Linked DNA regions of Homo sapiens: region 1 is linked to region 2. A link is a contact called in ENCODE Hi-C data. All regions are on one chromosome and are shown on one strand. The core of a region is the stretch at or near the end of the contact, and the rest is flanking DNA. Distances in the headings are between cores, read along the strand shown. Region 1 overlaps LOC101929174 (a long non-coding RNA gene). Region 2 has its middle 47 kb from the start of PICALM.

Region 1 (3,731 bases), core at 1-2,500, 2.2 Mb before region 2:
GGATTACAGGCATGACCCGCTGCGCCCAGCCTATGAGGATTATATTTTTAAGGTAATTCAAAATATCTGAAATAGCAGGTGTTTGATAAAAGCAGTTTTCTCTCCTTTCTTCTGAAATTCAAATAACCAAATTTCACATCGCTGGAATTTTGGTGAATCTTTATACGGGGGAATTATCATGCCTGAATCTCATTCAAATACTTTTCACAATTATAAAATATTCTTTCTTGATTATTCTAATCCACATTTTACTAGCACAGAAAAATTAAGTCAAAGACTTGGTGAGAAAAAGTGGTTTTCCCCAAATGACCAGCTAGTTAATGGTAGAGTGTGGCCTGACATCAGTTTTCACGACTCAGAGGTAGGAAATGCCAAAAGCAGTCTTTCAAAGCTGGTGTGCAGTAGTCCTTCCCACATTTTCATTTTAAATTATTCAAACAAAAATTGTTTATCAATGACAACTTCCATTTTCCCCAACTTGGTAGTACTACCTTTATAGTTAGTTGCTAAATAACATATATTTTGATTAAATAGCTCTGAATTATCTTATATAACTTGTATTTTATTAATCGCAACAGGGTCTATTAATATGCACATATGAGAAAGTCATGCATGAATAGAAGACATACTACTGATTAATATGTGTCTTTGATGCATTTTGCTTCCTCCACTCCATAAATCAACTTCACATGGTCTGAATTTGGAAAACCCGGATATAAAGTTCTTCCTTGTTTATTGTTTTCTGCTTGCTACTCTTTTCTTCTCAAAAGAACTATGAATTTCTTGAAGGTTGGGAGAGCAGATTCTTAGAAAAAATATGAAGAGGATGAAGGTTTTTTATTTTTCTATGTTTCTCCTTTCCTTTTTTCTTAATCTCTGGAAACCTCCCACACTTCAGGGCCCAGGGCCCTCCTACTGTGATGTTCTCTCTGGGCTTTGTATAAATTCAAATCTTTTACCACTTTTTCTAGTATCCCTAAGGGATTTTTGTGGGAAAAATAATCTTAGCTAACTTTGATGACGCGTATTTTGTTACAGTTCTCAGAAGTGTTTGTATTTTAACCACAGGCAATTACATTCAATAAATATTTATTGAAGCCTATTCTAAACCTGAATAGTGTCAATTACAGGACCTTCCTGCCATGCCCACCACCTATAAAGATGCTAAGGAAGGCAGACAAATAAATAAATTAAATGAAGCATGCAGTCAATATGGTGATGAAAGCAGGTACGCTGTGTAGCTGTTGTACAGAAGAAGGAATGACTAAGCATTCTTGGTATAACAGGGAGGGCTTTCTCAATGACCCAAAGGAATTCATCATAAAAGTGAAATTTCAGACATCAGTGATAAACTAGTAGAAAAATTGCTACCCCTAAGCTAAATTTCACTGTTTTGTCACATTGAAACTTTATGCAAACAAAATAGAAACTTTCATCTCTTTGCCAAATTTTTCCCTCTGCTAAGTCACCCTACCTAAGTCAGTTTCTCTTTTTCTGTCTCTCTCTGTCTCTCTTTCATCTTCTCCTTCTCTCTCTTGCTCACTAGCTCTAGTTCTCACTCTTGCTCTTACTCTAAAAGCAAAACATCTGCACCATCACAGACTAGCTATAACCTCTCCTCCTCAGATTCAAATCTCTTCCTTGCCTTTAGAAGAATTAATGGTTCCCTTCTTCATGCTCTCCTCACACTGTATTTAAAACTCACAGCCTTTATCATATTCTGCGTATTAAAGTCACTACCACTCAGTTTAGTAGTAATAAACCTTTACATTTCTATTATAAATCTTACAGTTTACAAAATAGTTTCACATATATCATCACATGTGATCCTGACAACAGCTCTTTAAGGTGAGAATTATCTTTGGGTTTTTTTTTTTGTTTTTTTTTTGTTTTTTTTTTGAGACGGAGTCTCACTCTGTCCCCCAGGCTGGAGTGCAGTGGCGCCATCTCGGCTCATTGCAAGCTCCGCCTCTCAGGTTCAAGCCATTCTCTTGCCTCAGCCTCCCGAATAGCTGGGACTACAAGGGCCCGCCACCACGCCCGGCTAAATTTTTTGTATTTTTAGTAGAGACGGGGTTTCACCGTGTTAGCCAGGATGGTCTGGATCTCCTGACCTCGTGATCTGCCCATCTCGGCCTCCCAAAGTGCTGGGATTACAGGCGTGAGCCACCGCTCCCAGCCAAGAATTATCTTTGTTTTATTATGAGAATATCTAAACCTCAGAGAATTTACGCAAGATAATACATTTAGTAAGCAGCTGCCAAAGTTAGGTCTTCTAACGCTAAAGTTATTTCTCTAATGTAATTTTGAGACAATATTCTTTGCATAACATCTTACAAATTGAGGACATCATACTGGATTTGAATGGAGAAAATAAGCTACATATTCTTGAACTTTATAGTTTCCTTGCCTCTTATGTTTAACTATCCAGTAATTTTTATCACACTTTTTTAACATTTATCTTCAAAACTGCAAGTTCTGTTTTTGTTCCAGAAATATTCTGTGGAATTAACATGTGCATAGAGTCAAACTACTTGAACTTTATTTTAAAATATATTTATAAAGGTCTTTCTGCGCATAATGTATTGGATCACTTGACTCAAGTAATTAAACTATATACTGTTAATATTATGACTGGGAAATTTCCTTTAAATTAAGTAATTTCAATTATTCATTCAATTGTAGGTTTGGGTTTTTGCCCCTGCTACATGGAATAACTAAATCATATAATTTAAAGTAGATTCAAGTTTAGACAGAGTATGTCTTGAGCTGTCATTTAATGGAAACGGCTCAGAGAAGTTGCTACATCTAACTAGTGTCAGAAACTTTCCTAGGTTAGCTGACATTTATGAGGCAGGAAGAAACTCAAGTCACTACGTAGCCAACTTTCTGTTTTTCCCACCATAATGAATGTCATGTGCTCATAATAGTAACCCTTTCTAAAACATTAAAAAATATTTACAGTAAAAAAAAAATTTAAAAGTTAAAAAAAATAGGACTTTGGAGAGGCATTTCTCCATGGCATTTCTATAGATCTTGTGTTAGGCTGTTTTTTCAAGGTTGTTCCCATAGCAAAGAGCTTCTTGGAAGCTAGAAATGGTCTCTCCTTACAGGTCAGAGGACAGATTTATTTGCTGACCAGGATATCAAAGATGAGATGTTTCCATCTCCTTCCTGGAGACAATCCGGCATAATCAAGATATTGTCTTTTCCAGAGGAGAGGTGGAGAGGTTTGCCAGAAATCCCTGTATAAAATTAGGATATCCTCATCTGAGAGTTCCTCAATTGTGACAGAGATTCATGGAGTGATTATTATTTACCTGGGCCCATGTCTGCCTTGTCCTCTCCTTCTTTCTTTTAATATTATTAAATAAATATTTTCTATTATTATGAACTCCATGTACAGATTTTTATTAGCTATAAATATTTCCTCATTTACACAAACTGTAATTTTTTGCCCACACCTATATAATTTTCTGTTTTTCTCTACTACAAATATACATTAATAAACATCATTGTTCTTAATTTTGTCTGTGTATTATATTATTTTTAATAGGATAGCTGTGCAGATGTGAAATTATCTAATAAAATGCTAAAAAGATTATTTGAGATTCTTATTTCATTTTACCAAAATGCTTTCCAAAATGTTCAAACCATGTTGTATTCTCACTAGCCATGTCACAATGTGTTTTCATAACTATAATCTTTCACCTCTTCTCCACCACTCATGG
Region 2 (3,362 bases), core at 270-2,769:
TGATCCCGCCTCCTGCTTGGCTCCCTCCACCGCCTACTAGACCCCTGGACACAATCTAAAACCACAGTATTAGGTCATCTGAAAGCTTCTTCCTGTTCCTAAATTCACTGTTTTTATGATTGAAAGCAACTAGCCTCCTAATCTGGTACCTGTTCATGTTCCCTGCAGCATCTTGTGGTATAAAAGAGCCCCCAGACATGATGTCAGAGGAGCTGGGAGTGAATCCTCACAACCAATTATCTATGCAACCTTAATCAAGTTGCTTCACCTCTCTAAGTCTCTGTTTCCTCATCTATAAAATGAAGATAGTAACCCTTCCCAGGTAAGAGTGCTTTGTAAACTGTAAGAGACTAAGTAAATGGACGGTGTCATTAGTATTATCTCCTGTGTACAATATCCTTCTCCATGGAGAGGCGGCTTTATCCTTAGAATGACTCAGAGTACCAGTATGGGTTGAGCTGCTCTTTGGCAAGCTTGCCTTGGTATCTATTGTATTTGGGCTTCATCTTCCCGTGAGCTGAAAGCCAAGTCAGTAGAGAGGATGTGAGCTACCAACACAGCAAATAATTAAACCAAGGAGATGCCATCATTAAGTCCAAAGGGAAAAATTATCCCCATATGGTGACCTTGATAATAATTGCCCAGCTCTATTTCCCCCTCCACACGAAGCCATATTCCAATAATAATTACTGTCATTTGAGTGCTTACTTCATGCTAAGTAGATACTGTTGTTTACATGAGTTGTCTCATTTAATCTTCATAAGAACCTTTTCAATGGCATTACTCCTAATCTGCAGTGAGAAATAATCTGAAAAATAGTGTATTTTTCCTATTTTGTAGCTTAGAAAGGCTAACTAATTTGCTCAGATAATCAGTAAGTGACAGAGCCTGGACTCTGAATTTAAACCTCTGAACTGATCACCTCTGCCTCTCCCAATTGGAAGAAATGATTTTCCACACTCACTACGAGGGCCAACAGCCTCATTCCTGTTTATCTTTGCCATGCTTTAGTCAGCCCCATCTCTCCATGTTAATTATTATTTTCATTTCTTTCTCTATTCAAAAAGACTCCACTCATCTTCATAAAACTCAGAGGTGGAAAGCACCTATTAGTCATTGATGTCCCTGCTAACCACAACCCCCCTACTTGTTCTCTGTAACATGGTTTCTGCTCAGGGAGCCTCAGGGAACGGAGCCCAATCTCTTCCTTTGCGGAGTTAGTCCCGTAACTAATTCATCTCTGTCAGGAAGATTTTCCTCTTAGGTTTATCCTCTTCTTTAGTTTTGTATTTTATCCAATTCTTTCTCTCTGTGGGCTGCACACTTCAGCTCTTCAGATCACATTGCCTAAGCCTGCCCAGGCTCTCAGCAGTGATTTTGCTGAGCTGCCTCTTTCCCTTTTTCCATGGTCAGAGTAGCTTTCTTATTAGCACCTGGAGGATGGTGTCTCCAGTGGACAGAGGTAGAGGTGAGCCGTGGGAGGATGTTGGGAAAGAAAGTGAGGAGGAAGAGGTGTGAGCAGGAGGTTTGAAACCTGCTTAGTCAGAAACTCTTGGATCCAATTTGGCTTGGACCTTTCTCTTAAGTTGCCCCTCTACTGGCAGCAGAGGCATTTGCTATCCAGCTAGGCATGATTCCATTAGGATGCTGTCCCAGGCCCTAAAATTGGTGTCAGGAATCACAGAAATAAATGGAGTGCACCAGTACAAAGGAAGACATTGTGGTACAGTGGAAAGCATGTCAGCTTTAGGATTTGAAAAATCTAGTTTAAATCATTGCTCCACTTTTTACATAACTGTATGGTTTGGCAGTCATTTAACCTCCTGAACTTCAGCTTACTCATTTGTAAAATGGAGAGATAATACCTAGCTTAGGAGTTTCCGTAAGGATTATGGAGAATGGCCTCACACATAGTAGGCACTCAATCAATGACAGCTATTATTTTTCAAAGCCCTAATTCTAAACCACTTCCTCATAACCATGTTTCTTATTTGGAGTCTCCGGGCAACTGGCCTTACCTCTTATTCTTCCATTTTCATTGTGCTACAAACCAGCCTATAGCATTCTCATGTTCTAGCTTCACCTGCAGCATCAACAGTTCCAGACAGTTCCCCACAGTTCCTCACTGCCTTGAAAGCAGAACTCAGGTATGAGCTTTTAAATCCAAATTAACATTAATTTTGTTTTTCAATTTTTACTTTGATGTGAACTTTACCACTGCCATGTTGACAGGGACATAGATACTAATCTATAGGATAAAGCCCATTTATTAATAGGCTGTAAATGAGTGTTGGCAATTTCTCACTTGTATCAAAGACCCATTCCATATGCATGGGTATCAGCAGTAGTATCTTAATATGCAAACAAAATCCAACTTGAACAAATTTTGTTACAATACTCTTTTCAAGTGAATGCATATAAGCATCAGCCAAAAGAACACTGCCTGTCTCTTGGATAACTGAAATCTACTCATTTAACAAATATTTATTGAGAGTCTACAATGTACAAAAGACTTTGAAGGTGCTGGGATACATGATAGGACATGAGGTTAGCAGTCTTGGGGTCACTAAAGCAAATCCCCTCTTTAATGTAGCTTACATTGTAGTGAGAAACACAGGATACACAAGTAGACACATAAAGAAAATAATTTGAGATAATTTCTTCAATGGAGAAAACTAAGCAAAGTGATATAATAGTGACTAGAGAGGCTATTTTATTTATATATTTGTTTTTACTTTAACTTAAAATATCAAAATAATAGATGCACACTGGCCAGGTGCAGTGGCTTATGCCTGTAATCGCAGCACTTTGGGAGTCCAAGGTGGGCAGATCACTTGTGGCCAGGAGTTTGAGATCAGCCTGGGTAACAAGGCAAAACCCCATTTCTACTAAAAACAAAACACAAAAATTAGCCAGGTGAGGTGGCACACGCCTGCAGTCCCAGCTACTTGGGAGGCTGAGGCATGTGAGTTGCTTGAGCTGGGAGGCAAAGGTTGTAGTAAGCCGAGATCATGCCACTGCACTCCGGCCTGGGTGACAAAGTGATATTGTCTAAAAAAAAAAAAAAAAAAGAAAGAAAAAATGGATGCACATAATTCTATTTTTTAAATCTTTACTAATCAAAAGAAAGCTGGAATAGATGCACATAATTTTTAAAAATTTATGTAATTCTAAAACGTTTAATAGGGAGAGGAGGGATAGAAAGGCTCCTCTGAGGAGATGATAACTAAGCTGAAACTTGGATTATGAGGACACAGCTATGAGAAGGCCTGGGGAAAACCACATCAGGTAGAAGGAACAGCAATCCAAAGGCTCTGAGTGCAAATGAGCATGGTGTGCAGGTTAATGAGATAGGAGAAAAA

The links. Hi-C counts contacts between places; a loop is a spot of excess contacts on that map. Pooled maps may share reads with other maps.
Region 1: a loop to region 2 is called in a map with no recorded cell type, with 3 times the contacts of the local background. The contact joins two enhancer-like sites. A Hi-C loop is called at or near these places in 3 of 37 single-sample maps with no recorded cell type and 1 of 50 pooled maps.

The regions. Positions count from the first base shown.
Region 1 is chr11:88,355,195-88,358,925 of GRCh38, reverse strand. All of the region lies in intron 1 of LOC101929174 (a long non-coding RNA gene), which reads right to left. Among named protein-coding and RNA genes, the nearest start is that of CTSC, 19 kb to the right of the region's middle. RefSeq lists a cis regulatory region at 1,173-1,378. Within about 2 kb of position 1,250, at least 3 of the 41 ENCODE cell types and tissues checked have a DNase peak (open chromatin) inside an H3K27ac peak, as active enhancers do.
Region 2 is chr11:86,114,293-86,117,654 of GRCh38, reverse strand. No RefSeq gene overlaps it. Among named protein-coding and RNA genes, the nearest start is that of PICALM, 47 kb to the right of the region's middle. RefSeq lists an enhancer at 896-1,365. Within about 2 kb of position 1,519, at least 5 of the 41 ENCODE cell types and tissues checked have a DNase peak (open chromatin) inside an H3K27ac peak, as active enhancers do.